2 separate regions of the Homo sapiens genome follow, and region 2 is linked to region 1. A link is an interaction called in ENCODE POLR2A ChIA-PET data of the cell type or tissue named here. Cell type or tissue: B cell. All regions are shown on one strand. Links, peaks and the distances in the headings refer to the core of each region. The heading gives the core; the rest is flanking DNA.

Region 1 (16,101 bases), core at 4,921-12,920:
CCATTTTCTGTGTAGTATGTGCAGGGAGTCTTCCAGGAAAATGGGGGCACAGACACAGGAAGAAAAGGCAGCCCTTGCCTTCAAGGAGCTTACAGTCTTATGAGAGGAAAAGACAAGTACATGAGAGGAACACAAGCAAGTGGGGGGTGACAAGAGCCGCTAGCGTGACCATCACAGAGCCATGAATCATTAATGACACCTGGAAACCTGTTACGGCCCCCATCTTCCAAAGATTCACGCAGTTCCATTCTTTAAACTTTTCTTGAACTTTCTGTGTAATTAAACACCAAATTTGGCAACCCATGCTAATTTTGAAAGGCACTCCCTGGGAATTTAGTAAAAAGTTTAAACAACTTGTTTACATGTGTTTGGCCCATCTGTTTAAACTTCTTGTTTATTTTAATAGGAGCAACTCTTGGGTGCAAGCTCCTTTTGTGCTTGAGACCACTACTGGCCTCTTCTCCAGCTCTGTTTCCCTAATCTGCATTCTAAATCTCTTCTGTAAACAAAACTTGAATAACAACTTTTTATGATAAATGCTGAACACCTCCAAGATGACTGCTGCAAAATAAACTACTTTTACAACCAGAAAGCATTCTAAACACACAGAAAATACTTTTTTAATGCTGTCCTTTTCTTAAAAAAACAAAAAGCAAAAACAAAAACACACACAAAGAATTTTATTTTCTCTGTGTGTGTGTCTACATATATATGTTCTTGACGATCCTTCTGAATTGTGTGCATTCCCATCATGCTCCAGTGTTTTTCCAGCCCCGTAATGCCCTCACTTTTGATTGTGGAGATGATGTTGAAGTGCACAGGGTATTTACTGATCCGGTTATCTTGTTCTGTGACAGGCAGAATCAATCAATCAAGAGGCCAGCTTTGCACTTACATATTCCAGGCACATCTCCGCACTTCAGGATACGAGATCACAGTGTTATCCAGCCAAATTTGATCAACAAATGCAGTTCCCCTGTGCCACAGCAATCTCAGATGAAGATGTTATTATGTGGAACTGAGCAAAGTGATAAAGACAGTACAGCAGAGCCTGGAGAAGCCCGGCTGGACCGCACTGACAGCTTTTATATACGAAGGCGGTGATGTCCCTTTCTTTCAGATTATAAAAGTTCCCTTGATTTGAAGAAAATCACTCTGGACATATACAGGTGACCCCCAACCATTGCGTTTCCCCATCTATAACTAAAATCCTCAAGGAAGAAGCAACATACATTAGTATAACATTGCAGGCAAAATCCTTTAATAACAGGGCAGTATTTAAAGCGTAAGAGAGCACGTGTGAATTTTCAGAGAGCTTTTCTGATAGTTTCTTGTTGATGTTGTTATTATTATTGATTATTATTATTTGGTGAAAGCTAATGTCGGAAAGATGAAAAACATGGTTTTAGAACTTAATCAGTTACAAATAATTTTATTTATATCAAATCTCTGACACTGTGTGTCAGTGTCAATATTTTAAGTGGATCCCAAGAAAGTCTTAAGAGGATGTCTTACTGCACCAATAGCTTTCACTTCATTACTGCCCTGCAGTTATTTTACATTATTTAATCCCAAATCCCATCTTTTGGATTCTACCTTCCTCTTGCATTTTAAATCTTTAATGGGAGCCTCTGGCGGTCCATGGGTACAATGATTAGATACCTGCAGAGAGAAACTGAAAAATTAATCGTGGTTTCCATTTTATATTTTTGTATTACACTAAAAATTACTTACTTGTAGAGCTAACTTCTACACTCCTGCAATATGTTCCTTAACATTGCAAATGCTGAGAATGATTTCAGATAAAGCATGTCCAAACTGAGCCAGTAAACAGCCTTAAGTTATTCTTTGAGATTTGTATGCTGGGTTTTCATCCAAATTTCATTTCAAATAATTTTAATTAAGACGCATTTATTGATAGAGGTTTGTTACATGTGGCCTAAAACCAGGGCAAGAGTACCCCAGGCTAATCATAGGAATGACGTTAAAATTGTTTATTATCCTTTTATGAATTTTCCTGCTTAAATTACCGAATTTCGCAACTCTATGCAAAATGTGAAACACTGTAACCACATACAGTTTATTATAGAAACTGATGTATGCATTAATCTGACCTTTACCTAAATACCTCCTTAACCACAAGGAATGAGTTTAAAAGAAAAAAAAAACAAAACAAAGTCAGCTATCACATCATGAGTACCATCAAACTGCTAAATCTATTAACTTTGTTTTCTTTTTTCACTATTATTAAACTGGAAAGAAAAATTCAACTGGAAAATTGTGCCTTGTCGGTTCCCTTGTCATCATGTAATAAGTATGAGAAATATATGTGCAATGGCCAAATGGCCGGTAGACAAAACACCCACTCTAAGTGACGTACTGTTTTCCATACCACTCAGACAAAATCAAAACAACAGAACTGCTGCAAACAAAAACAAAATAACATTTCCCATCAGCATTCCAGACAGAAAATTTACAGGAAAAGAAGCTGGGAAAAGAACCAGAATGAAATAACTGCTCATACCTCCACTCTTGGTAGAGCCATTTCTTCAGACAAACAGCACTTACTTGAACAGTGAAATGTTTAACAATTGATAAAATGTTTGCCAGTGCTGGAAAACTTTTTTCCCCCGTTTTTAGGCAAACATTTGCACTGTTTAAAGTGATGAAGTACTTCTATAGAACCAAGGGGCCTAGATTTTTCTTTTTTTAAACAGGGGAAACTTAAGATAAGGAAAGAGACAGGTTATAGATGGGTACAGAGGTAACTTTGCGATTTAATTACTTCTCCTTTCACAGAGAAATAGAGAAGAGTTTCTCAGTGCTGCTGAGCCCGCATGGGAGGAGAGCGTAAAACTCACTTGAAAAAGTGAAGATGAGCTCTTTTTACAGCTGAGTCACATTTATGTAACTTGATTAAGGTGCCAGCATCCTGGAAGTTACTGGATCAGGGTTAAGCATAGATACCTGCTCATAAACTGAGGTGGTGCCGTGACTATCAACAGCTGTATTTGACTATTTCATCGAGTCAGTTTACAGTGTCTCCATCACAGTGGACGCCTGTCAGCTGCACTCTTGCTAACACAATTCCTGTGTTTTGCCTGGCAGTAAATGGACGCCTCTGCCCTAGCGTCTTCTAAACAACTCCGTTAACATTTGCCCCCGAGCGTCTCTCTCTTTGTCCAGTCCCTGTCTTCTAACAGATGTCATCCAAGCCTAATCAAGCATAAAATGGTCATAAATATTTCTTTCTGGTAGATTTCACATTCACATTTCATGCAGGGACATGATATTTTTCTGCTACCTCCAGGGAGAGCCTAATGCAAAAACCAGTTACTTACATTCTAGCCTCATGTTCCTTTAGTAAAATGCAGAGCATGTTCTCAGTTCAAAGACATAAAAAGGTGTAAGACTTTATCTTCTGGCTTTTGTTTAACTGCACCTTTTATCTTTCCTTCCTCCCCCACCGCCCCCCGCAAATGTATCTTCATCTTATAGTTTATCCTGATGCATTAGAAATGTTCTTTTGTGCCTGAGAAAATATAAAACAGGGTCTAAAATGAGCCCATGTCTACCATATTTCAGTTACTTTAGGTTTTCAACATTAGGCTCCTTAATTACTGGCTAAAAAATTACTGGCAAAAAAAAAAAAAAAAGATTTTTTGCTCAGATATGTAATTCAAATAACAAGCTATTTAAAGAGTAGATAAGAAGAAGGCTCTTCTATTTTGGTTCATTTTACGCACAATTTTGCAACCTCCATCATATTTAGTTAAAACGATGGGATGAATCGAATGTACAAATTTAAGTTTCATGCCAATTAGCATTGAAAAAAGAAAAGATAATCACGAGATAGGCCCCATTTCCAATACTTAAACTTTGATCAAGCAGGGGGAGCTACTCCAGATAATTAATCAGCCTGCTTAATGAGAGGAGAACTGGTAATCAGCACAATCGTATTTATCTTCAGCAAACTTAGTAAATAATGAGTCTTAATCTAAAATAAAACTGTCCTAATAATACTTTCAAGGCCATATGTCTGTGTTTCTCTTTCCTATCCCTTTTGTCAAAACAAAAATCTTATATTGCTATTTAAAGTGAACTGCAAAACACTTAGCGGTATATATCACAACAATGACGCTCCCCCCACGCCCTCACTCCGTTGAGCCTAATATTTGATTACTGCTAGTCAAATCAAGCTTTCAGGCAAATAATCTCCATTTTTAAAGTTAATGAGATATGGTCATGTCGACAACAGCTTGCAGAAACTTTTAATTTTAATTCCTGCAGGCTGTGCTGGCCTCTTTTACAGCAACTACTGTATGAATGAGTCAAATTTGCCAACATGGCTTATGTAGACAAGTGCACACTAATTAAAAATACCCACTGGTATCATAATTTAAATACCATGAAAATAAACTGTGAAAGTCGCTCGGATCCAGTCTTCATGGTTTCCTTGGAGTGTGCTTCTTTTGACTATAGGATGTTTTATTGCTCGCGTATTCTTAGCTGAAAACCATTTTGCATCTTTGAGGAATTTGGGATTTTGATGTAATTATACAATTTGTGTTAATATTTGTTTCGCATAAGCTGTTAAGCAGGCCTCCCAGAACGACCACTAATTGAGAAAACCATATTGCTGAGGCATGCGGCAAATTTATACTCTTGATTCAGCGTCCATCTACAACTTCCTTCCATGGGGCCGTCTCTTTCCTCTCTGAGCTCCAGCCACAATGAATTCAAAATAAAAACACAGTTGTTTTAGTCCGTCTTTCTTTTCTTCTTTTTGTTTGAGTTTTCACTCTTTATAATATCTGTACTTTAACTGGTCTTCTTCCAAACCAGGAAGGCGGGCATGATTCTTCACCTAAAACTAACTGCAAAATGCTGCTATAACTTCTTTTCAGCCATCCATCCATCCAGCCTTCCATCCATTCATACAAATACACACTCACTTTTTTTTTTTTTTAATTTAAATAATTTTTTGGCTAGGGAATTTCTGAGTCTGCCTTTGCTGGGATAAAAGTACATTTTATACAGGGTAAAAAGTTGGCATCGTGAGGGTTAAAGCTATTTGAGGGGTTAAATATGCAATTACCGCTCACTAAAACCAGAGAGACATATAGATAAATAGAAGAAATGAAGTCCCCAGGTTCCCTTCAGAAGCCTCCATCACATTACTACCAGACAGAAACTCTTTAAGTACCATTTTCAGATGTTAAATCATTGTTCGCGCTGCACATATTTTCGCTATTCCTGGGGGAACAATATCTGAAGAGAGCGTGCTAACAAATGCAATCCCGTAAACAGGCATTTTTCCTCTTGTTGTTAGTACCTTTGTATTCCCGCTCCCGGCTCTGTCATCCATGGCTTCTCTCTGCTTTGAAGTTAAAGTACTGAATGAGCAGTGTCATCTATTATCCAGAGTGTGCATGTAGATTATAAATAAGAAATAAAAGTGACTTTCAGTACACTGCTTTTGCATTAGCAAGTTGCCTCCTCTCTTACCTCCTCTGTCCTTCATACTTGCAACCAACAATCTATTAGCAACCTGAATTTCAGGGTTTCTTTCAGAGGGAGACACAGACTGGAAAATGTGTATGTAACAACGTGAAAAGTTGTATTGACACACAGGGCTGGGGTCTGGGCCAGGCCTCTGCATTCACCTTTTCTATCTTTAACCCTATCTTACAGATGTCCTTCAGGACGTGTGTCTGGTGATGGGACCGGCTCTTCATTTACATTTTTCTGTTGACAAACAGAGTCCATGAATATTAATTATTCTGAAGTTTATTTGCAGAAAAGGCACTTTCTAATCCTTATCAATTATTTATTAAAAATCTCCCCCACCTAATAATCTCATTAACATTATTATACTAAGGCCAACAGCAAATATTCCTTTGATAAGTAACAACCCAACCTGCTATCCTTCCTGCCAAATCTCATGTAGCCTCCTTTGCTTAATCATGGATATCGTGGCTTTTGTTTTCTGGAAGCTCGAGGGTAGTCCTCCATTACTTTTTTTTTAATACAAGAAAATTCACAAACAGTGCCTTTTGTTATAAAATGAAAAGTTTCTGATACATTACACTAAAGGAAAAGAACAAAAATCTTGGAAAAATAGAATATGCCTGCTTTTTAATGCCCTGTTGGTTATGTGCAGAATTACTCAACAGAAATCCCAAGGAACTAAATCCCTGCAGTCCTACAACAACATGAAGGGTCTCGAGGGAATCCATCGGGTTTCAAAATATGTGAGAGTCTCAAAGAATGTAAAGCAAATGAAAATCGCATCCAATAATGGTGACACCTACATTTATGTAGTGTTTCATTGCTTACCAGGCATTTTGACCTATAACACTTCACTTGCTTCCTCTAATACTCCTCTGAGGTGTGCAGGGCAGTTATTATTAACCTTATTTTACAGATGAAAAAACTGAGGCTAAGCAACTGCCTAAGGTCACCAGGACAGAAGGCAGGAGGGCAGGGACTCCGAATCCTAGGTTTTCTCACCAAGAGTTTTGCATCCCACCTTGTTGATTGGTCCTGTGTTCAAAATGAGGATTTCCTTCTATCTTCCTTCCCTCTTCCTTCTGGATTCACTGTTGGTATTTTTACTTGTTGCTGGGAAATTTCGTTAGCTGCCTGGAATTCCATTTTTAAAGGGCTGCCCTGCCCACTGATTTGTGAGGTACCACCTTCCCCCAAAATTACTGAAGCGCCAATTGTCTCAAACTGAGTCTGATTTCTAGTTTACTCAGAAACTTAAGATAGGAGAAGCAACATACAGTTTCAGAGGCAAAAGTAAACTTAGAAATGAAGTCGTATCCAGAGGCTCAAAGAGTGAGTGACTTGCTTCAAATCACAGGGTAAGTTACAGCAGCAACACTCAGGCTGGCTGAAACCTCTATCAACATTCTCAGATTTTTCGCAAGAGCCCATGCATTTTGCAAACTTGAGAGATTGCTTTTTTTTCCCTATTGGTCCAGAGGTCACCTTTTTTCCCCCTCTACTGAAAGTTTCTCATCTATTGCCTAAGAAAATGAGTCAGTATCCCTAAAGATTTCTGAAAAATCATCATAGTTGGATAGGAATAATCAGCCAGTAAGATATTTCATGAGACTGTCTCAACCCCAGTCTCCATTCTCTTCTCCTCACCATCACTACCCAATCAGCCTGACTCTATTCACAAAATTTCTAGAATGGGAACTGCCTCAATTTAGAAAAAAAAGAAAAAATTCACACACACACACACACACACACACACACACACACACACTTTTTGCCTTAGTTCTTGCCCTGCATAAAAAGTCCTGCAAGCATAGGATAGCATGATCTTCTGATGCAACATATTAGCTGTCATACATTAGTAAAACCATACATTAGACATGGAGAAGCAGAAGGCCTAGGCCAAAGTTAAGATGCTACACATTCCAGTTAGAAATTCAGTGAAAGGCAACTTTAAAGTGAGGGTGGGGGTGTGGGTGACAATAGGCCAGTTCATGAAGACTATGAATATCTAGTAAGGAATTACCGAGGTTATCTCCTGCATGGCTGATAACAATTAGATGTGGAGATGAGGGCTGAAGTCATCTCACCAGGGATTGCTGGCATATTCTGGGAAGTCTAAGCCTCTTTCCAACAGCATTCAAGAAAACATGGGCTTGAAGTCATCAGGAAAACCACAATGAAGGAAGCTTTAAGGAATGGGAGTTGGGAAACCAACCATGGTGGGAAGGATGAAATGGGGAAGTTTTTGTTGTAATTGTTGTTGAAGAAGAAAGTGACAAAATAAAGTTACCAATCTTACAGTATCATGTGATTAGCAGGGGAACTTTACCACCCTCTACACAGAAAAAATACCCATCTATGCATGGTCTAGGAAGGGTTTTGCAAACTACTGCCCTAGTCCTCTGTTTTTGTAAGTAAAGTTTTACTAGAACACAGACAGATCCATTATTTATGTAAGATCTATAGCTGCTTTCATATGGAGTATTTGTGACAGAAAGAACAGCCTCCAAAGCCAAAAACAATTTTTTTACTACTTAAAAGAAAATTTAGAGTTTACAGATCCTTATTGTAGAAAGATTACTGTGGAGGGGGGAAAAACCCACTTCCCAATAACTGATAGTGAGAATTTAAGAGTAAGCTGGGTGCAGCGGCATGCACCTGTAGTCCCAGCTACTGGGGAGGGTGAGGCAGGAGATTTGCTTGAGCCCAGCTGCCTCTAAATAGCCACTGCACTCCAGCCTGGGCAACACGGCAAGATCCTGTCTCAAAAACAAACAAACAAACAAAGGAAACCAGGAAAACACAGACATACATGTACATAGTAATACACACATACCCTATGTATGAATTGTTGTTGTTAATAGTGTCAGTACCATAGAAATAAAATTCCTGATTTCATCCATCTTCACAGATCATGGAAGGGTCCACATCATACCCCACAAGACTGTTTCTGAATACATCAGGGGTATCCATGCAAAAGTTAATCAAAGGACAAAGCCTTTATTCTGTCTGAGCTTAGTTTCTTCATCCATAAAATGTGAGTCTGGATCATCTAAGGAATTTTAGAAATGCTATGACTCTACAGATAAGGAATAAGGAGCAAAGCGAATACACAATGTATGCACATGCATACACACACACACACACACACACACACACACACACACACACACCCCAATATACCCCAGGGTAGGAAGAGAAGGGTAGAAGAATCAAGGACACAGCAGATTGCAGGTATGACCAAGTTGGAGTACATAAATGTTTTTTTTTTTTTTTGAGATGGAGTCTCGCTCTTGTTGCCCAGACTGGAGAGCAGCGCCATGATCTCAGCTCACTGCAACCTCCGCCCCCGGGTTCAAGCCATTCTCCTGCCTCAGCCTCCCCAGTAGCTGGGATTACAAGCGCCTGCCACCACGCCTCGCTAATTTTTTGTGTTTTCAGTAGAGACGAGGTTTCACTATATTGGCCAGGCTGGTCTCGAACTCCTGACCTCGTGATCCATCCGCCTTGGCCTCCCAAAGTGCTGGGATTACAGGCTTGAGCCACCGCACCCGGCCTATTTTGGACTTTCAAAGTAGCTTGAGGGGCAAATATGTAAGCCACCCAGAAACATGCATGTACTTCATTTCTCATTCTGGGAATCAAAAGAGCTTGACTTACTTCTTTGGCCCATCAAGTGTGTCTCTTTTTTGCACTGACAACACGTATGTGGCCACGATGACACCTTCAAGGAATGGAGGCTCCCTGCCTCTCCAATAGCAGCCCCAAAACTGGGAGATTTTCAATTGATGACTTTTCTTCAAATAAGATTGCTTTTCAGCCTTTTCCACTGTTCTTTTCAAAAGCAGACCCATCAGCTTGTTTTTCAAAGGTGAGAGAGAGATAAAGACAGACTAAAAATGATCCTCTGTAGCCTAGTTAGTTGGGCTTTTGTGCTGATCCAGAATGGTGACCAACTAAGATGTTAGTGATTTCATGGTAAAGCAAGGACTCACGGACTCCGGGTAATCAGCTGACTTCATAAAATAAGCCAGGAAAGGTAAAGACTTTCCTAAACCGGAAACAAATATATGCTTTTGCTGCTAGGGAAATGTACATAGTTTGACTTGTAGGTTATGAATCTTTAAAACTCCTACCCTAAGTCCCATCATACCTCGTTTGTGAGTACTATCTTTTATTTATCGTGCTAAGCAATTGTTCTTTGTTGACTGGAGCAGTGTTCTATGTGAGCAAAGCAGGTGAGACACAGACACAGGAACACAAAATACCACTCAGGGAGCAAAGGACATTTTCTCAACAGAGCTAATCACTCTTGAAGCAAAATAATCCACTCTCCCCAGTTATTAAAATAACGAAAGTAACTGTGGCAACTTCAAAAGGACTAACTCATTAATCAGTGAAGCTGGGTGAATAATTTCCTCAAGAAACACAAGGTACCAGAAATATTTTATCCAAATACATTTTTGTTGGTCAGAATAGGGTTCAAGCCTGTTACATAATCCTAAGAAAACACAGAAGGTATTTCCCTCATCCTGTCAGTGTGTGACAGCTGTTTGGGGCACCTGGAGAAAGTCTACAGTTTAAGTCTTCGGGTTCCATGTTCCCAAACACAAGGGCAATAAAGGGGACCATGTCAAACTCAAAATAGCTGCTTTTCAGTTGTCTATAAAATACCAGTTGCAACCACCACTACTTACTTGCAATTTATTATGTGCAGCCTTATTAATAAACCCAGATTTCCGCGTTCTTAGAAGCAATACTTCCATCCCCCTGACCAGTCAAAGGAGACAGCAATCAGAAAAGTTTTCTGTGCTGGAGGTATGGTTCAGATCCTTCAGGACCCTAATGCCTTAGCTTTATTGCCTATAGCATGCTGCAAACGTCACCACCAGAGGCACTGCCGAATTTCTGCTATTTCTGGATAAAACAAAGGCCTGCTGGCTGGGCCTGGTGGCATGTGCCTGTAGCTTCACCTACTTGAGAGGCTCGGGTGGGAGGATTGCTTGAGCCCAGGAGTTCAAGGCTGCAGTGAGCTATGATTGGACTACTGTACTACTCCAGCCAGGGCAACAGAGCAAGAGGCTATCTCAAAAAAAAAAAAAAAAAAAAAAAAAAAAGAGCCGGGGGGCGGGTGCGGTGGCTCACGCCTATAATCCCAGCACTTTGGGAGGCTGATGTGGGCAGACAGCTTGAGGTCAGGAGTTCAAGACCAGCCTGGCCAACATCGTGAAACCCCATCTCTACTAAAAATACAAAAAATTAGCCGGGTGTGGTGGTGGGCGCCTGTAGTCCCAGCTACTAAGGAGTTTGAGGCAAGAGGATCAATGGAACCTGGGAGGCGGAGGTTGCAGTGAGCCGAGATCGTGCCACTGCACTCCAGCCTGGGCAACAGAGCAAGGCTTGTCTCAAAAACAAAAACAAATGAAAAAAAGGAAGAAAGAAAACAAAGGCCTTCCAATCAAAGTGTTTTAGAAACAGATGGAATCAGGCTAACTTCGGTCTGACGGTGCCAGGCTTGGGTGTTCACTGGAAGGACACACTGCAACAGGTGTGAAGCAGGACTCTCTCCCGTTGAAATGAAATGAAACCAACCTAAGTTACAAGGCGCAGTTGCTTAAGAGTAAAATTAGGTACATCTGCTACAAATAAGGGCTCCATCTGAAAATAGGAGAGGGTGGAAATGGAAAAGCTGCTGTCTATGGGAATACTTAGTATTTGCTTTCTGAACTCAGCAAGAAAAGTTGGGTTGAAGTGGAATGATTCTGAATGACAAAACATTTCAGGAAACTCAATGGGGAAGGAGAGCAGGCAAAATGGGAGAAATCCTTTCAGAATGAACTGATCATCACCACAATAAACAAACACAGTAAGAGATGCTTGAGAGCTCTGATGAAGAGCTCAGGCTCTGGAGTCGGGCAGATGTAGGGTGAAATCTGGGCTTGTCCAGTCGTAAGCTGTGTGAACGAGCGTGGGCAGCTAATTAAGTTTCTTCCTGTGTAGAACAAGTATTTTAAAAGTACTTAGCTCACAGGGTGCTTGTGAGAAGGAACTGTACTAACACAGGTACAGTACTAAGCATGAGTATGGAGAGCAGAGGCTTTCCATAAATTTTCCATTGCTATTATTATTACTTCTACTACTCTTACTACTAATAATACTGATAGTTTATTTTCTTTTCTTTCTTTCTTTTTTTTTTTTTTTTTTTGAGAAAGGGTCTCGCTCTGTTGCCCAAGCTGGAGGGCAGTGGTGCGATCATGGTTCACTGCAGCCTTGACCTCCCAGGCTCACCTTTCATCTCAGCCTTCCTAGTATCTGGGACCACAGGCATGTGCCACCACACCTGGCTATTTTTTATTTTTAGTAAAGATGAGGTCTCGCTATGTTGCCCAGGCTGGTCTTGAACTCCTGGGTTCAAGAAATCATCCTGCCTCGGCCTCCCAAAGTGCTGGGATTTACAGGTGTGAGCCACCACACCCAGTCAGTCTTTTTTTTTTTTTTTTTGAGAGAGTCTTGCTCTGTCACCAGGCTGGAATGCAGTGGCGCGATCTCAGCTCCCTGCAACCTCCGCCTCCCGGGTTCAAGCAATTCCCCTGCCTCAGTCTCCCAAGTAGCTGGGATTACAGGCACGTACCACCACACCTGGCTAATTTGTTTGTATTTTAGTAGAGGCGGGGTTTCACCATGTTGGCCAAGATGGTCTCAGTCTCCTGACCTCGTAATCCACCCGCTTCGGTCTCTCAAAGTGCTGGGATGAGAGGCGTGAGCCATCGCGCCCGGCCAGTAATTTCTAACCCATAAACATCTTTGACAGCTGGGTGCAGTGGCTCACTCATGCCTGTAATCACTGCATTTGGGAGGCCAAGGCAGGTGGATCACTTGAGGCCAGGAGCTTGAGACCAGCCTGGTCAATGTGGTGACACCTTGCCTCTACTAAAAATACAAAAATTGGCCGGGTGCGGTGTCTCAAGCCTGTAATCCCAGCACTTTGGGAGGCCGAGGCAGGCGGATCACGAGGTCAGGAGATCGAGACCATCCTGGCTAACATGGTGAAACCCTGTCTCTACTAAAAATACAAAAAAATTAGCCAGGCAAGGTGGCAGGCGCCTGTAGTCCCAGCTACTTGGGAGGCTGAAGCAGGAGAATGGCAGGAACCTGGGAGGCGGAGCTTGCAGTGAGCCAAGATCGCACCACTGCACTGCAGCCTGGGCGACAGAGCGAGACTCCAACTCAAAAACAAAAAACAAACAAACAAAAAAAAAACAAAAATTATCTGGGTGTGGTGGTGCATGCCTGTAATCCCAGCTACTTGAGAGGCTAAGGCATGAGAATCATTTGACCCTGGGAGGCACTCTGTCTAAAAAAAAAAAAAAAAAATTGACAAGATGTTCAGGATTTTCAATAAAAGGAAGAAATATACTCATTTATTGAAACTAGGATGGCCTACCTATTTTACCATGTTGGAAGTTTCCTCTTAACAATCTTTTTTTTTTTTTTTTTTGAGACGGAGTCACTTTCTGTCACCCAGGCTGAGTAGCACAACCTCAGCTCACTGCAACCTCCGCCTCCCGGGTTCAAGCGATTCTCCTGCCTCAGCCTCCCGAGTAGCTGGGATTACAGGTGCCTGCCACCACGCCCAGCTAATTTTTTTGTATTTTTAGTAGAGACAGGTTTTTGAACTCCTGAGTTCAAGTGATCCACCTGCCTCGGCCTCTCAAAGTGCTGGGATTACAGGTGTGAGCCACTACACAAGTCTTAACAATAACTGTTTAAGAATTGTGCCTAAATATGGAATTACCTGGCACAGCTGGAAGAAGATGAAGAGGGGAGGAGTTAGAAAAACATTAGCCCATGAATGATGCCACTTGAAACCAAGAACATGAATTTTCCCTTAAAACTGTAAACACACAAAATGTGAAATTAAAATTAAGATGAAAATGTGAAACACCATGTAAGAGAATTAACCCTCACAATTCTCACTCATCAGCAACATTACTGCTAGCTCTTTTCTCATCTATAATGTTCGATGGTGGCAATGAGAATACAAATACATAAAATGAGAAGACATGATTTTTACAAGAAAGGGAAAACAGGGTATCCACTGAAATGTTAACAGTTGTTACCTCCATTAAACAGGATTGCAAGCGATATAGCTTTTTTCTCTGTTTGCTTTCTTAGTTGCATCTTCTAATTTTTCTACAACGAATGTGTCATTAATTGTGCCGTTGAAAATTCAAAATTATTTGCTATTCAATTTCCAATTGAAAACATCTGAATTGCACCCAAGCATTACACAGAGCCAGTGCTGAGGATTTCACTCAGCTCTGGCACATGGGATATTTTGTAGGCACTGGTGGAGTGAAGTGACTGTCTCGCCACCTCTTCCAGCACACTCAGCAACCATTCTCTAATTATGCCATAGTCTCTCTGCCAATATTTTATGGGAGTTTTACAAGATGCACCTACAGCTACTTATACTCAGAAATCGGAAGACCTTCTAAAGTTCTTGCTTAAAAAAAAAACCCACCTTTTTGTTTTTCTTGTTCTTGATTCTTTAGAAACTTCCTCAGCCTTCCAGAAATCAACACGGGCCACAAGAATCATGTATTATTTCAGACTAGAACCTAAAAAAGAGACTCACCAGGTAACAGCCTAGGAAGCTACTGATTATATGTAGTATATAATTATTTGCTGTCTTGGTTCTAGGTACTAATCCCATGGAAAATATAGAAAGACGGCAGCAAGGAACATTGAGACATGAAAGTCTTTGCCACGTGTAAAATCGTAGATGTTTTAAAAAAAAATGCAGGCACAAGAATTTAGCAAGAAAAAAAAATAGACATGCCAATAAAAAAGCTGCTTCTTAAAATCTGGCTGGCAGTGTCCTTCCTCTCCCCAAAGGATACTCTTAGTAAAGAAAACATGGTAGATTTTTTTCTCCCTTGCCTGTATTTGATTTCCAATTAAAATTAAATATAAACTGAAACGCCACCTGGATTTCAGCAAAATCCAATCCCCGCCCTCCACCCTTCCTTTTTTAAAAAGAAGAACCTGGGCTTACATATACAAACATTTTGCTAAATGACCCGTGGCAAATTGCGTAATGCCAGTAAAAGTTGTGTTTTTTAAGTTATGAGCCCCAAAGATTTTATCTGAAATAAAACCCTGATTCAATTCAGATTCTGGAGGCAAACTGTGTCCTTAACTCTGCGTCTAAATTTAAAACATTTGTGTGTGGGGCCCCTTCAGTAACGTTGCTAGTAGGTATGGTGGAGAAATTCTGTATTGATTAGGATATGTGTTTTCTTTTCTAAAATGGTAAATTGGGGCACTAATTGCCCACAAGAACCGGTTCCCTGCAGTCTCCAAGTAGAGGTCAGTTTCTAAATGAAGGTTTGCCTGTCAAATAAGAATTCGTACTGAGTTCCATTTATCGCCTCAATGAGGAAAGACAGAACTGTACTTCCATGGAGAAGGGTTCTCCTTGGAGGTCTCCAACAGCCATATCTACAATGACCCAAGATGATTGGATTTTAATATAAAGCGGATGAGGTGGGCTAAAAAATGGAACGGTTCTAAGAACAACTTGATTCCCTCCTGACCTCCACCTTTGGGTCCCCAAGACCTCAACCATGGCTTTTCCCAGTCTTCAAAAGATTCTAAGAAAGGACAATAATAAAGTAAGGAGCACGTTTTAAAGGGTTGGCTATTGTGCCAAGGTCAATAAATTATTTAGCATATTCATCACATCGACCCTCTCAGGAAGTTATCTCTATTGCCCTGTTTTACAGATGAGAAAAGTGAGGCTGTGAGAGATGGCAAAACTTGCCCAACTTCACTCATCGAGTGTAGGCGCTGGTGGGTGGGTTTTCAACTCTCATCAGTGGCATTCCAAAATGCCTCCAATAAAATATTCCTCCTGCCCTTTCCAGCTCCCCAGGGCAGTTTAAATCAGTCTCTAGCAGAAACAACATGAAATGGGGTAAGCAACGAAGTGTATCTGTAATGACTGTGGACATGCGACATGATTAAGCCCACACAGACTGGGAAGAAACTTAGAAGTGGGGAGCAGTGGTGGAAATTTAAAGAAAACAAATGTGGCCGGGCGCGGTGGCTCACGCCTGTAATCCCAACACTTTGAGAGGCTGAGGAGGACGGATGATGAGGTCAGGAGATCAAGACTATCCTGGCTAACATGGTGAAACCCTATCTCTACTAAAAAAATACAAAAAAATTAGCCAGGCATGGTGGTGGGTGCCTGTAGTCCCAGCTACTCAGGAGGCTGAGGCAGGAGAATGGCGTGAACCTGGGAGGCAGAGCTTGCAGTGAGCCGAGATCGCGCCACTGCACTCCAGCCTGGGTGACAGAGCGAGACTCCATCTCAAAAAAAAGAAAAAAAAGAAAAAAAAAGAAAAAGAAAACAAATGTGGTTTTTTAAAAATCCATACTCTTTTTATTGACAGGAAAGTGATTTTTGTCACAAAATGTTAGATAATGAGTAGTGGTTGTCAAATTTGATGGTGGAAGCACCTAGAAGTGAGGCAGAGATCTCCCTGTGGAGAGATAACACCAGGGAGCAGCTAAGTGGTAGCG
Region 2 (16,101 bases), core at 4,307-12,306, 89 kb after region 1:
AGTTAAGCCTAACCCTCTAAAATGAAGTTTTAAAAAAATACCTAACATATATGTATTCAATATTTACATTTTGATTTTATTATGTTTCCTCGCTTTCATACTCTTAAGTTCTCCCATCTTAACAATCTTCTTTTAGGCTAATAAATTTCTTTTGATGCCTAGGTCATTTACTGGTTGAGCTCTTAAGGCAAGGAAACACTAAATTATTGGAATTCAGTGGGGAGATGCTTCCAGGGTAAAGGTTCTCTGTTTATTAGCAAAAGAAATGCATTCAACTAATTTGACTTGTAAGTCTGATAAAATCTCCCTGGAAAAATTGATTCGATTATGATGAGTAATCCTTGGAGATGAAAAATGACAAATACACATATTATGTTTTATTATATATTAATTTTAAAAGGGTCTGAAACGAAACTCAAGTAAGCCATCTTTTAGACGTTGGAAAATGGCAAACTTCCCCACAAACTACATGCAAGAAGTAATTAAAGTAAATGAACATGAAATTAAACAGCACCCCTATAAAGTAGGATATAAAAGTAAAGATTATTAGGGAAAAAAAGACTGTCTTCCTGGTCTATATTAATCTCATGAATTGTGCATTTACTCTATTTCTCTTTTATTATTTGATGATGAGTTTTTAGAGCTTGGGTTTTATTAGGACTAGTTGGACGAAGGTCTTCAGCAGCAAGCTAAGCTACAGGTCTTGGTATGTCATTACATCTTTCCCAATGACGTAAATACCAGATGAAGACATCCAAGGTAAAGGCAGGCTCATCAAACTTGCTGTGATGCAAAGCTGGAAGGTTTCCTCACATCGTCAAAGACAGAGTCAATAGCCTGCTCAGAAAGGAGGTTGAAAGTCACAAAAGATGGGACTCCAGAGAGGAAACTGCGCCTCTCTCCAATCAACTCCACTATTCCTGTAGAGCTCAGGGACAGCAGGGGTTTGTTGAATTTGGTGGTGGGGGCGGGGCATCCAGAATCCATTCTCACTTCAATTTTCTGTTTTCTTTTCTTTTTTTTGAGACGGAGTCTCACTCTGTTGCCCAGGCTGGAGTGCAGTGGTGCCATCTTGGCTTACTGCAAGCTCCACCTCTCGGGTTCACACCATTCTCCTGCCGCAGCCTCCCGAGTAGCTGGGACTACAGGTGCCCACTATCACACCCAGCTAATTTTTTTATTTTTAGTAGAGATGGGGATTCACCATGTTGGCCAGGATGGTCTCAACCGCTTAACCTCATGATTCACCTGCCTCGGCCTCCCAAAGTGCTGGGATTACAGGCGTGAGCCACCGCGCCCGGCCTCTCACTTCAATGTTCTTTTAAGGAACTACTTTCCCCCACTGTTGCATGTAGGCTGGGACTCTTAGTCAAGATCCCCTGCCCTGTCATCGCCATGGGGTAGATATGGGACTTAGACTAGGCCTGTCTGATTCATCTGAGTAGACTGATGTGAGGACAGAAACATGTTTGAGGAGTACTGATTTTAGCAGTGGCTGCGACGAGCTGGGGAAGATACTGGCACTTCCTATATACTGGGACTGTCCTGCTTCCTATCTTAGCCATCTTCTGTTCATTCTGAGCTACCAGCTATTCATCCAATATCTTCTTTTAAGGATTACCTTTAAGTTGGCCAAAGGGAATCTCTGTTAGTTGTGACCAAAGAACTCAAGCAGTATGATGGGAAGGCCCATGCTTGATGCTGATTCACGGGAGGAAGCTGAGTTTATTGAACTCTTGCTGAATATAATTCACAATATTGTGATATAGTGCTTCTTTGTTATGGGTGCTCCTAAATTATAAAAATTTGGCTAACAGTCACTTAAAGAAAGACCAGTGGCTGAACCTGCAAGTCAGGAATATTCTTACTAGTTCTTTGCAACACAGTTTTGGCAATATTTAAAAAACGCAGAATGGGACCAGGCATGGTGGCTCACGCCTGTAATCCCAACACTTTGGGAGGCCGAGATGGGCAGATCACCTAAGGTCAGAAGTTTCGAGACCAGCCTGGCCAACACGGTGAAACCCCATCTCTACTAAAAATAAAAAAAATAAAAAATAGCCGAGGGTGGTGGCAGGCCCCTGTAATCCCAGCTACTTGGGAGGTTGAAGTGGGAGAATTGCTTGAACCCAGGAGGCGGAGGTTGCAGTGAGTTGAGATCATGCCATTGCATTCCAGCCTGGGCAACAAGAGTAAAACTCCATCTCAAAAAAAAAAAAAAAAAATGCAGAATGGGTAAAAAGAGGAGGTGACTAAAAGGAGGAAATTTCCAGGATGCAGAAAGAAAAAGAAATGGAGCCACGGGAGTATTTCTTAAAGGACTCAGGACTCTTAATCTGGATTTCCAGGGGCCACAGCAAATCATTATAATGTATTTCTCAGGCATTGTGGTGAAAACAACATGGACTTTTAGAAGCATGCAGACCTGTGTGCAAATGTCTGCACTTCCACTTACCAGCTATGTGACCCAAACAAGACACATCATCTTTCTGGACCTAAGTTTTCTCATCTGTAAAATGGGGGTAACAATCACAGCTAGAACTCACTCATAAGCTACTTGGCAGGAGCAAACATGACAGTGAACACAAAATACCTCGCAGTCCTGATGCACAGTAGGCCCTCAACAAAATGGTAATTGTTATTACTGCGCTTAATAACATCCACGGAGCGCCTACGAATATCTACATAGTATGCTCTGGGCACACAAAAATAAATTAAATAGGTTCTTACCTTCAGGCAAGAATTTGTGGCTTTCGAATCTGAAAAGAACCCACTAAAATACAGAGCAGACTTGAACAAAGGTTATAATGAAATACAAACACACACTTGTGGGAGCCCAGACAAAAGAGTGAGTCACACAGGCTGGGTTCAATTGAAAAGGCTTCATAGAAGTCATATTTGAGCCAAGCCTTGAAGGATGAGTAGGATGTTAATAGGTAGGAGAGGAGGAAAAAAAAGACAGAGGATTGGCATCCAACACTGAAGGAAGCAGTAACAGGAGCTATAGAAGTTCAAGGGTAGGGCAAACAAAGGGCAGAATAAGGGGTCTGGTATAAGCTCTGTGAGCATTCCTGTGTCAATCCTGAACTCCCAGCAGAGGGCCAGTCCCTTAGGTGACACCCAGATATTTTGTGGAAAGCTAGGCTGGAGGAACTTCTAGAAGACACAGAGACTGGGGCCAGGGGATGAAGAGCTTTGAAGGCAATGCTAAGGAGCCAAGTCTTCATTCTACAGGCAGGAAGGCAAGGACAGGAAGGGCAGAAAGCAGGAGAGACTTCAGAGGTCAAATAAACAGTGTGTGGCAATTGGAAGGATGTAGGAGGGGAATGGAGAAGAGAGAGCTTTGCTTAAGGCTTTAAGTGTGGGAACCTATCTTTTTGAACTGAAGCAATTCTGTGTCTAGGACTATCACTGATAATATTAACAAAGTCAATGTTGACCGCAGAGAAACCTTTGACAGTAGCCCTAAGAATGGGATGGGCTGAGGCCGGGTACAGTGGCTCATGCCTGTAATCCCAGCACTGTGGGAGTCCCAGACAGCCGGATCACGAGGTCAGGAGATCGAGACTACCCTGGCTAATACAGTGAAACCCCTTCTCTACTAAAAATACAAAAAATTAGCTGGGCATGGTGGCATGCGCCTGTAGTCCCAGTGACTCAGGAGGCGGAGGCAGGAGAATTGCTTGAACCTGGGAGGCAGAGGTGCAGTGAGCTGAGATCGTGCCACTGCACTCCAACCTGGGTGACAGAGCTAAGACTGTGTCTCAGAAAAAAAAAGAAAAAAGAAGTAAAGAATGGGATGGGCTGCCCCATGGGCATGAGTGGGCACGGCAACCAAAGGCTTCTAACAGAACCCAGAAGAGCCCAAGCTTAAAGCACAGACAAGCTACAGTGTGACCTTGCAGAGCTCACTTCACCTCTCTGTGTCTTAGTTTTATGACCTAGAAAATAGTGTCAGCTGCAGTATATCTTTGTAAGGTTATCATGAAGATGAAAAGAGAAGACATGCGTAAAGGATTCAGAATGGTTTGCTGAACTGGCACATACAAAGTGTTTGGTAAATATTACCTCCTATCATTCCTATTATTTTTCTTATTGTCCACCAAGGATAGTGAAAAATGAGTACCAATGTCCCAAATGACTCACTTCCTAAGTCTATGATCCCTGTGTTGGAAGAAAACTAAACCCTATGGGCGTCTGGTAAAGGGAGACGACCCCAATCGACTGATTTTTCATAGACGAACTAGATGGTTTGTGATGAGTAATGATAAGAAGAAAAAGAAGGATGAACAACTGTAACTGAAATAGGGTTGTGATGAAACAAAAGTGCCTACAAATCAATTAACTATCCATATTAAGAGGAGGTGCCTATCACTTAGAACAGCATATTAACAAGCACTGGGGAAATACTTAGTGATGTGGATGCCACCTGCTAGTTACGTATAAAGTCCCTTAAGACAAGTGAGCCCAGATTAAGCTCCACAGGTAAGCCCCTTTGGTGGATAGAGGGTGGGGGTGCTGCTGGAGGCTCAGCGTGGTACCCAGTTAGGCAGGGACATGAAGGAAGAGGTGAGGAAGGGCAGCAGGGAACTAACCAGGGACACTTTCTTTTCTTTTCTATTTGAGACAGAGTCTCGCTCTCTCCCCCAGGCTGGAGTGCAGCGGCGCAATCTCGGCTCACTGCAAGCTCCGCCTCCCGGGTTCACGCTATTCTCCTGCCTCAGCCTCCGGAGTAGCTGGGACTACAGGCACCTGCCACCACGCCCACTAATTTTTTTGTATTTTTAGTACAGGCGGGGTTTCACCGTGTTAGCCAGGATGGTCGCGATCTCCTGACCTTGTGATCCGCCCGCCTCAGCCTCCCAAAGTGCTGGGATTACAGGCGTGAGCCACCGCGCCCGGCCAACACTTTCTAATACGTAGGGAAGGCTCGGGGCGCGGGGGGAGAAATGCAGAGATGAAATGGGCACATGATACTTTTACCCTTTTGGCCATGTTTTGTCAAAGAATTTATGGGATGATTCATTTTTGCCAACTATTTCACATGGTAGTGCTTTACACTTTACGATGAAGTCTGTTAAACATTCACATGTTCCTAAAATGGCATGCAATAAGTAATTTAATTATTTCTGTATCATATTTAGAGCAATTTCCTTTAATTTTTTTTTTTTTTTCCTGAGAAGGATTTTTGTTTTTCTCTGTCGCCCAGGCTGGAGTGCAACGGGGTGATCTGGGCTCACTGCAACCTCCGTCTCCCAGGTTCAAGCAATTCTCCTGCCCCAGCCTTCCAAGTAGCTGAGACTACAGGCGCACGTCACCATGCCTGGCTAATTTTTGTATTTTTACTAGAGACAGGGTTTCACTATGCTGGGCCAGGCTGGTCTCGAACTCCTGACCTTGTGATCCGCCCGCCTCACCCTACCAAAGTGCTGGGATTACAGGCATGAGCCCCCACGCCCGGCCTACAGTTCTAGTTATTAAAGAACAGAGGTCTCCGAGACCAAAAGTTAGGGGCAAAAGCTGGATTTTAAAAAAAGTCTACCAATTCACAGTCCCATGAGCTTTCGACCACACACCATCTGCCCTTCTCCTAAATGCAAATTGCTAATAAAGTTTAGAATTTGTTAAACCATTAACTCTGCATTTCCTCCTTTTGGGTGTCCTATTAAGCTAAGCAGGAGTCCCCTGGGCACATTAAGGTAAAACAGAAAGAGCCCCCGATAATATAGTTCAAGATAAGAATGTAGGGTATTACACAACCTATCATTTATACCTTTTAAAGTAATACAGGCCTCTCGCAAAGCTGTCGGATATTCTAAGTAATTATCTTCCAGCACATTAAGGTTTGGGCTATATTCTCTATTTAATAAATCGATATAAATAATGCCACTTTTAGTAAATTATCACTAAGTTTTCAACATAATATCAAATACATTAATAAAAAAATTAGATTTTTTTTAACTTTAGTTTCCAGTTCTGCAATCTGGAACTAAAGCCAATTCTTGTATTATTTTCATATATTTAAATTTAAAAAAAAAACATAAAATTGAGCAAACTGGTATAACACAGAGAAAAACAGACTTTTATTTCCGATAGTTAGACCAAAATATTATAATAGAAATCTACATTTGCTAAGATCTGATGTAATGCTGAAATTAACAAGATTTTTTTTTCTTTTGATTTATCAACATCTATCTACCCACAATAAAAGAACACAGAATACTGAGGCAGGTTAGCAAGCTCTGTAGACTAAAGCTGTGTTACTGAGAAATAATCTCGAACAATTGTGAAAACATTCGCACATTTCAAAATGACTGTCTCTCTTGGTGGCCTGATCTCCCAGCTAGGAAAGACACACTGATGTTACTCTCGAGGGGACGGAGGCAGAAAGATCTTTCATTGTGAATTACCTTATTTGAATCACTGCAGATTCAAAACAAAATCCAACTTCATAGCCTATGGAATAGTCGACATTTTCCAATAAGAGGGTACACAAGTTACTTGGAAATATACTTTTGGAACTGTCCTCCATACAAGTCCTGATTATTAAGTATCATTTATTAATTCATCATCCATTTGTTTGCTGAACAAATATTTGTCAAATCCCGGCCGAGTGCGGTGGCTCACGCCTGTAATCCTAGCATTTTGGGAGGCCGAGGCGGCGGGATCACGAGGTCAGGAGTTCAAGACCAGCCTGGCCAACATGGTGAAACCCTGTCTCCACTAAAAATACAAAAATTAGCTGGGCATGGTGGCACGCACCTGTAATCCCAGCTACTCGGGAGGCTGAGGCAGGAGAATTGCTTGAACCCAGGAGGTGGAGGTTGCAGTGAGCCAAGATTGCGCCACTGCACTCCAGCCTGGCAACAGGACAAGACTCTGTCACAAAAAAAAAAAAAAAAAAAAAAAAAAAAAAAAAAAAAATTGTCAGGTCCCTACTACATACCAGACACTCAATGCTAAGAATACAAAAAAGATATGATCCCAGCCTGCACCATGACTATCAAAGCTAGGACCTCTTTGGGGCAGAGGAGAGGGGCTGAGCAGATTTCTAATACTTCCAGAAATAAATAAGCAATAGAATTTTTATACTCATGGTTTACTTCCAACATCAAATTTATGTAGAAAAGAAAGAGGCTGCCCTTTAAAAGAAAAAAAAAAGTCAGCAGATCAAAAGCATCATTAATCACTGTCTCTTTTAAATTAAAAGGTTTGCAAAAAGGTGGGCACAGAACCAACGTGGGAAACAAATCATTCCCCTCATTGAGTGAGGGTCAGAGTCTAAATGGAAGAGTCCTCCGTATTTACCCAGCTCATCTCCTGTGTAATGGATTTGGAGGAGAGATTTCCACTGGGGCTCTGCTAATTTGAGGCTTGACTTTTTGCTTTTTAAAAATGACACTTGGGTGGTTACCCTAGTATTGTGACTAGTTTTAGAAATAAACCTTTCAAGTGTTCTCTCTGGGAGGTCCTCACTTACATGATCTGACCCGGTAGATCTTGAGCCGTTGCAAAGGTGCTCCACTAAGAAGCTGTGGGACTGAGTCTTCGGGTGGCCTTGGGACTCCATTGGCAAAACGGCTAGCCCTTTGAAAGCAAAAGTAAAACATGCCCAAAGCACCTGAGATAGGGCTTCTCACGCAGTGCCTGGAAGAGTTCAGGAGACCCTGAAAGTGATTCATTTCAAATCAGGAGTAGCTCAGCAAAACTAAGGTCAGTGTTTTTCCAACCCCTGCCCTTCAGAACACCTCTATACTCACCCTGGGCTAGGTCACAGGGTGCAGGGAAAGAAAACATGGCCCTTTTTGCTGTGTATGCAGCACAAAGGGGACACAGCCATGGACAGAATCAGACTTCCCGTCCTGTGGAATACCTACTGAGAGCAATTGAAACCTGTTTAAAAACTAAAAGTAAAACAACAAAACCGAGCCTGTGCAACACCACGAAAGCCAGGAATACCAGTGGCTGCTGAAAGAATATAAAAATCGGATGTGGGGGAATTGGGTTTTTATTGTTCTGTTGTTGCTTATCTTGAATTTTGCTGTCTACTCAGGCTGGGGCCTGAATTAAATGCTTGACCTTCCTTCTCAGTCAGTGTTCAACAACTATGTATATCATGTCCTACAACAAGCCAGATCTTTTGTGATGTGCGAGGTGTGCAGGAGTGAACTCTGTTCCTGACCCTTGAGGAAGGTGCCTATGCTTCACTACCTATGTTTCTACATAAGGCTGCTCCACCTACTCAAGTTCCAGCCATACTTAAGCTACTCCTTTGTGGAGATTCACTCACTTCAAAGCTCTACTGAAAAATTACTTAATAATAATAATGATCAGGTTGACCATACTCAGAGAAAATCCATATTCCTTTTTTTTTTTCTCTTCTGAAATAGGGTCTCACTCTGTCACCCACGCTGGAGTGCAATGGAGTGATTCACGGCTCACTACAGCCTCGACTTCCCAGGCTCAAATGATCCTCTTGACTCAGCCTCCTGAATAGCTGAGACTACAGGCACATGCCACGACTCCCAGCTAATTTTTTTTTTTTTTTTTAAATTAGAGATGAGGTCTCACTTTCCTGCCCAGGCTGGTCTCGAACTCTTGGCTTCAAGCAATCCTTCTGCCTGGGCCTTCCAAATTGTTGTAAGTACAGGAGTGAGCCATTGCACCCAGCCAGGAAACCCAGATTCAGAAAGGATATCTGTCTAGAGAAAAATCTCATTCAGTGAATTTAATACTTACATACAACTATGACTTGTAAGTCCAGAGTTTTAGGGTAAGAAGCATGTAACCATTGTACCCAATGGAGAATTTAAAGCTCAATGTAGTTTGGTGGCTCCAAGATCAAGCCATCCATGTTTATCACCTTATCATAGAAACCAAATATCCTGAAGACTTGCCCTGGAATGACTTCTAGAAAGAAGAGATTATTGTACCCAGACTGGAAAGCTAAACAAAAGCGATGTTTTTCAAAACACATGAATTCACAAGACCCAAGGCTTATTTATGGTAAACCGCCAGCAAATATAAAATCCATAATTCCAGAGTGCACTCAAATGAGGATGAGAAATGCAAGACTCATAAAATCTTGATATCAGGAATGGAGAGCCATGAATGGTGTTTTAGAGAAATTAGTTCAATTCTTAAGTCCTTAGACTTCAGAAAACATTGCCACTTGGAGGGATCTGATTAGATTTCCTAATTGCTTTATCACCTATCCTATCCTCCCTGGCTGGTTTGCTGAGCACTATATTAGAGGGTCAGGGAGGTTCCCAGCATCCTTGTCATCTGTCTTCTACTCTGAGTTTCCAAACACAAAACTCTCCATTCAACCATTATCACCCTGTAGTTCAGCTGGAGGTAAAGAATTACGCGATTGATAACAGTCTTGTATTGGGTACTCCCATCAATATGAAAAATAACTGTAACATTTATTGAGTGTTCATTATACACTAGGCTCTACTGCTTTTATATTCAATAATGGATTTAATTCTCACAGCTACTTTTTAAAAATGGGTACCATTTCCCCCTATCATACAGTTGAGAAAAGAGATAGTTACAGAGGTCAGGCAGCTTGCACAAGATCACATAGCGAGAAAGGTGCTGAGCTGGAATGCAGTCTGGCTCATCTGATTCTAGAGTGTGCACGTATACACACTCAGAGGTTCCAGCTGTAAGCTTCAGAGCAAGTCCAGCTCTGTTCTGTGAAGTGCTAGCTCTAATTCCAGGAATCTATAGGTGACTGGGGGAGGAAATACAGAAAGAGAAAACAACACATTCTACCTTCTTTTCTCTCTCAAGAAATTTCTGGACTGTTCAACAACCTTGGCCAAAATCAACTATATCTGCCAAACTTACTGAGCCCCGTGTTAGCGTTGTTCTAGGCACCTCCCACAACTGACTTGAAGAGAAATCACCCAGGAGACAAAGCACAGGATATAAGAAAGAAAAGAGAAGGGATCATTTTGCCCCTGATATCAAAGAAGCCTCAAGAACTGATGTAAAGAATGGCTCCTAGTTCCAGAAATCCCTTGGTAGTGAACTCTGAGGCAAATCCTCAAAGAGATGAGGAACACCCACTGCTAATATTCACTCATCCATTAGCTCACCTCCAGGCCTGGAAAGCCAACTGGATGGTTCTCTAGGAGGAAACAGCCAGATGTGAGACAAAGATACCTAGGCAACTAGCTGACTTGACAAATAGCCTATCTCTCTGTCTTGCACACACACAGAGGCAGAGAACAGAAAACATGCAACACGGCGGAAAATGTGCAGACTTAGGTTTCCCAGGCTAGCTCTTGCCCTAGTAATGTACACATGTTCACGGTGCAGTGATAATTTACAGCAACAGGCATGGGCACATGACGCGCTGGACCGACTCCAAAAGAACTGATAAGAGTATGAAGGAAACTGAGAACCAAGTGACAATCACCCAAAGACAAACCTCATTGGAATCACGTAGGAGGGGGCGCGAAAAGTGAAGGTCACATTTCAGGTATCAAAAGGCAGGAGCTCATTTCACACCTCAGGAAACAAGGATGCCAAAAGTTGAGAGCAAACCTCCAAAGTGCAAGAGGCCATCCCGGTCTAATGACTTGGTGTCGTCTTGACCAACCAGGCACACAGTGCGGGAATGGTGCCTGGTCCCGAAACCCATCAGATGGTGGGTTCAAGTTTTACCACTAAGGAAGAATTTGCTAGCGCTGCAAAGATGGATGAAGAGTTAACACAGCAAGCAAGCCAGGAAGAGAGAAAGAGAGTACATAGGTGTCTGGAAATGTGACAGCCTTGAGGCAAGGTGAGAAAGCCACCTAGCCCAGGACTCACATCCACAAAGGGCCATAATTTTGGACTTTTGTTTATTTTTTTAAATTTGTTTATTTTTTTTGAGACAGAGTCTCACTCTGTTGCCCAGGCTGGATGGAGCACAGTGGCTTGATCTCAGCTCACTGCAACCTCTGCCCCCCAGGTTTAAGCAATTCTCCTGCCTCAGCCTCCTGAGTAGCTGGGACTACAGGTGCCCGCCACCATGCATGACTAATTTTTGTATTTTTAGTAGAGACAGGGTTTCACCATATGTTGCCCAGGCTGGTCTTGAACTCCTGACCTCAAGTGATCTGCCCACCTCAGCTTCCCAAAGTGCTGAGATTACAGGCATGAGCCACTGCGCCTGGCCCCCAACTTTTGCTTATTTTTATTTTTATATTTTTGTTATTTTATTTTAAATTCAGGGTATATGTACAGGTTTGTTGCATAGATTTATTGCATAATGCTGAAGTTTGGGCTTCTAGTGAACCCACTGCCCAAATAGGGACCACTGTATCCACTAAGTAATTTTTTAACCCTCACCTTCCCCCTTTTTGGGGTCTCCAGTGTCTATTACTTCCATCTTTATGTTCGTGTGTACCCAATGTTTAGCTCCCACTTGTAAGTGAGAACATGTGGTACTTGATTTTCTGTTTCTGAGTTATTTCACTTACGATAATGGCCGCCAGCTCCATCCATGTTGCAGTAAGAAACATGATTTCATTCTTTTTATGGCTGCAGTTTTGGACTTTCAATGCTCTCTCCAAATCAGATTTAACCTCCCATCACAGATACACAGTGACAGGAGTGAATTTAATCCTTCATCAAAGAACTTGAACCTGCAGATCCATTATTGGGCCACATCACCTCAATACATCAGAAGTAATGTTTTGAATAAATCCTGTGAGTCACATTATTATCACGCTGCATTTTATGGGAGAGAGTGTGTGTGTGTGTGTGTGTGTGTGTGTGTGTAAACATTAACTTATTTGAGTTAAACATTGAGAATATACCATAAATTTTGTAAATCTGTTTTGCCTTTGCATTAAAGATTAGTATTAGGAGCTCTGAAGCAATGGAAGTGGCCCAGGTGTCTCTCCACTTTTGAGTGGTCCTTTTTTCTTACAAAGAGGTTCAATATTAGAAAAATTTAAATAAGTATACAGTAGATCCAGATGGAAAGAAATCTAAAAGAAAGGACTCGATGGCTAGATGTTCTTGAAGCATCCAAGAGAGGTCATGGAAAGACAAGAGTCATGTCCTTGAGGGCTGCAAGGTGACTGAGCATAGAACTGCATCTGCGAGTAGAAATGGCAAACAGGTGGAAATCACTTTGCTGATGTTGAGGACCAAAAACAAAAGCGATTGTATAAGGAAGGACAAGGTCATGGAGCTAAAAATGCAAGAATAGAGACACAGTTTGCAAAAGACACAACAGGTAAGGGTGGCAGATGTAATTATGTAAAATTATATAAGATAAAAGAGGTTGAACCAGGCAAATATTATCACTTCTGGTAGACAGGGTTAACAGATTACTTAAAAATGTCTGTGTTGGGCCAGGCGCAGTGGCTCATGCCTGTAATTCCAGCACTTCTGGAGGCCGAGGCAGGCAGATCACCTGAGGTCAGGAGTTCGAGGCCAGCCTGGCCAATATGGTGAAACCCTGTCTCTACTATAAACACGAAAATTAGCCAGTCATGGTAGTGGGTGCCTGTAATCCCAGCTATTCGGGAGGCTAAGGCAGAAGAATCGCTTGAACTTGGGAGATGGAGGTTGCAGTGAGCTGAGATCACAGCACTGTACCCTAGCCTGGGCGACAAAGCGAGACTCCGTCTCAAAAAAAAAAAAAAAAAGTCTGTGCTTTAATGATTTTAAAATTATTTCAGCTTCTTTTTTTTCTTTTCTTTTCTTTTTTTTTTTTTTTTTTGAGACAGAGTCTCGCTCTGTCGCCCAGGCTGGAGTGCAGTGGCACGATCTCGGCTCACTGCAAACTCCGCCTCCCGGGTTCACGCCATTCTCCTGCCTCAGACTCCCGAGTAGCTGGGACTATAGGCGCCCGCCACCTCGCCCGGCTAATTTATTTCAGCTTCTAAATTGCCATCAGCTAGATGAAGGAGGCGGAAAATAATTCTAAAAATCAGATACAGTCACATCACAAGGATAAAGTATTCCAAAATGCTTGAGAACTGACAAATGTATTTCCGAGATTCCAAGGGGCAGGAAAAGCCCCAGAAGACTGGGAAAGTTGGGGGGGTAGTGGGATATAATGAAGAAGCTTCAAAAACTGATGAGCCAAGTAATTAAAACCGATCTTCTTCTCTTCCACACCAGGGGCGATACTGAGGGGAAATAATCTTTTTACCATCACTTTGAGAAAAACAACCAACATGGTTTGCTTGGAGACACATCATGCCAGCCCCTCTGACCAAGTGATAAGACAGGTAGATAAAGGGGAAATGAGAGATGTAATCTTACAGACTTCTGTTAGTCCCCTGATTCTGTCCCTTGTGACATTCTCATCAGTGGGCTGGGAAGATGCAAGCAGGCATACCACACCCAAAGGGCGGTTATCGCTGGTGTGCTGTCAACCTGGGGATGTCTAACAAGTGATGTTCCACAGGTGTCCACCTGTCCACCAGGATGATTTAATATCTCTATCACTGAGATATTAAGAGAGAGCTTCCTGTGCCCACTGAGCCAGCCTGGAATCAAATTCCAGGGTCTCCCTATCACCAGCCTGTATCATTACTTCTTTTATTACCCAACATGTAGCCTCGTGGTTCATCTGTGCAGAAGGAAGACAAAAATCTGGGAAGGTAAATGAACGTAGACAGATAGAAACTTCACTCTGCAGTGGCACCACTACCCATGCAGGCCCTTCCTGGACTCACAGCTACTCAGAGTGGGGTTTTTTTTGTTTTTTTTTTTTTTCATTTAATGGCACATGATGATGCACACAAAACTTCAACTCTCAGTCTGGAATCAGCCCACAGGTCTGCAGCTATAAAAATCATCTCGAAAACATGAGATTTCAGAGATCCAGTTCTCAGTGTTACCTTGAAGATGACAATTTATGAAGAAACAGGTGATTTTAATCCGAAATTGCCAGGAAACAAATTACTCCTCAAAAGCCCTTGGAAAGTAATAAGATAGCTAGGCAGAAAAAAAAAGATTCTGCAAAACTAAACTTAATGTGTATTCATCTAGACCTGAATTAAAAATAAAATTCCACTATAAAAAGAATTTTTCAAAATGTTAGGCCCAAGAATATGGCCATATTGTTCCATCTTGAAGAACCCAGTTGATTCAGTTTCATTACTGGCCTCCCCACTCTTCTAAGTAAGTCCCTCACTATAAACATTTACGAATTCCATCTCAGCATTAGTACTAAACAATATTCATTAAGAATCCCGCCAAAGTGCAACATGTAAGTAAATCAAAGCTTTGATGCTCTATTTTGCAAATTTCACGGGCCACTAGGGATAATTAAAAGGGCAATTATATAAAGTTGGTGCAGTTTTGAGAAACAAATGACATTTTCTGCTTTAAAGCACTTGATAATTTGATATTTTGCTATTAGGGCCTTCATGTGTACTTTTATAGACAGGTAGCCAAATAAACAATAAATGTTCCTTAACAGCCTCTAATGATTGTTTTTGCCCACTGATATCACTCACCATTCCAGTCCATAAATCATATGCTAAGAGATTAAGGTAAAGATAATGAAAAAGTATTAGAAACCAATAAGTTAGAGGCAGGGGGGAAAAGGCTGAAAGTGTTGATTTCTTCTATACTTTTTGCCAAAGCACCTAGCAAAGTCTGAGTTTCCGAGTGCTGGAGTGGGTTCGGTTTGTCACTGTGTTTAACCACCGCTCTGAAGCCAGCAAAGTACATTACAGCTCATGAAAAATACAGCGAAGAAACTGCTCGTGGCAGAAGCATTTAACTTCCTTGTTAGCAGCCTCCCCGAGTGGCACTTTTTCACCAGCAAGTTGTTTATTATGTTCGGTGCCAGGCAAAACTGATTAAATGGGGCTCTTAAGAATCAAAGCGTTATAAATTCATGGAAACACAGCAAGCAATAAATTCCATGGAATTAAAAGCTTACTAGTGCTATTAGCATTTCAGGGTGTTTGAACTGTTAATACTGATGTGCAAAAATGATGTGCCTCTACGACAAGGCAGACCACAGCAACACAAGTGACTGGCTCTAAAAACATTTTATCAAAGTGTCACTGGGACCTGGCAGTTGTTAAAGATACAGGAATGGAGGAGGAGAGTAATTATCTTCAAAATTCTCATTTGCCCTAAAAAGTCAATCCCACAGAAGAGAGAAGGCGCCAAATAAAGGTTTACACACAGGAGAAGAACAAGCATAAAAATATTATGCAAAGGATTTATGCTTTAAGTGAATGAAAATTTCGTCTTAACAACCAAGAGGGATGAGAGTTTTATCCTGTAACCTGGTCTTAGCAGGGATGGGGCCCACCGTGTTTTAACTGGGTTGATCTTAATCTTCTTACAGGACAGATAACCCCAGATCAGGCCCTCAAAAAGTTACCAAGTGGAGTGGACACCTTGGCCAATAAATTTTTCTGGTTTGTCATGTTTCATCTTCGACTCTTTCTGGGGGCGTTATAAAGTCTTATTCTAAAGTGACAAGGGGGGAAATCAATTATTATGCCATTAGGCAAGTTATATTCTCCCTCCCAAGGTGCAAGATATGAAGTAAATGCTACTGCACCCATCTGTTTAAAGAATACTTCTAGCTGGGTGTGGTGGCTCACGCCTGTAATTCCAGCACTTTGGGAGGCCAAGGTGGGCAGATCACCTCAGGTCAGGAGTTCAAGACCAGCTTGGCCAATATGGTGAAACCCCGACTCTGCTAAAAATACAAAATTAGCCGGGTGTACTGGCGCACACCTGTAATCTCAGCTACTTGGCAGGCTGAGGCAGGAGAACTGCTTGAACCTGGGAGGTGGAGGTTGCACTGAGCCCAGATAATGCCACTGCACTCCAGTCTGGGTGACAAGATCGAGACTCTGTCTCAAAAAAAGAGAATACTTCCTTCCAACAGAAACATATCTAAAGATCTGTGGTAAACAAATACAAATGTAGGGAGAGAGAAAAGACAAAAAATTAACAAAGACTTCTTAAAGAATTAGTTTTGTTGATAAAAAGTGTTAACGATAATTTTACTTTTTTGGTAAAAGAAAGAATTGCTGCCCACCAATTCGGTGTGATCACTTGAAAACACAACTTAAGAGAAAATTCACTGTAAATCTGGAATTACCAGAT

The links. Peaks named below come from ENCODE experiments on the same cell type or tissue, not always from the same donor. Only the 100,000 strongest peaks of a DNase experiment are listed, where the experiment ranks them.
Region 2: POLR2A ChIA-PET joins it to region 1 with 5 read pairs; 9 of 35 experiments call an interaction of 5 or more read pairs at or near these places.

What each region holds. Positions count from the first base shown.
Region 1 is chr3:71,166,144-71,182,244 of GRCh38, forward strand. The region is part of intron 6 of FOXP1 (forkhead box P1); the gene reads right to left. Among named protein-coding and RNA genes, the nearest start is that of FOXP1-AS1, 120 kb to the right of the region's middle. In B cell, for the core only: no CTCF peak of the experiment used is centred there; no DNase peak of the experiment used is centred there; H3K27ac peaks cover 961 bases.
Region 2 is chr3:71,255,379-71,271,479 of GRCh38, forward strand. All of the region lies in intron 5 of FOXP1 (forkhead box P1), which reads right to left. Among named protein-coding and RNA genes, the nearest start is that of FOXP1-AS1, 26 kb to the right of the region's middle. In B cell, for the core only: no CTCF peak of the experiment used is centred there; no DNase peak of the experiment used is centred there; H3K27ac peaks cover 2,720 bases.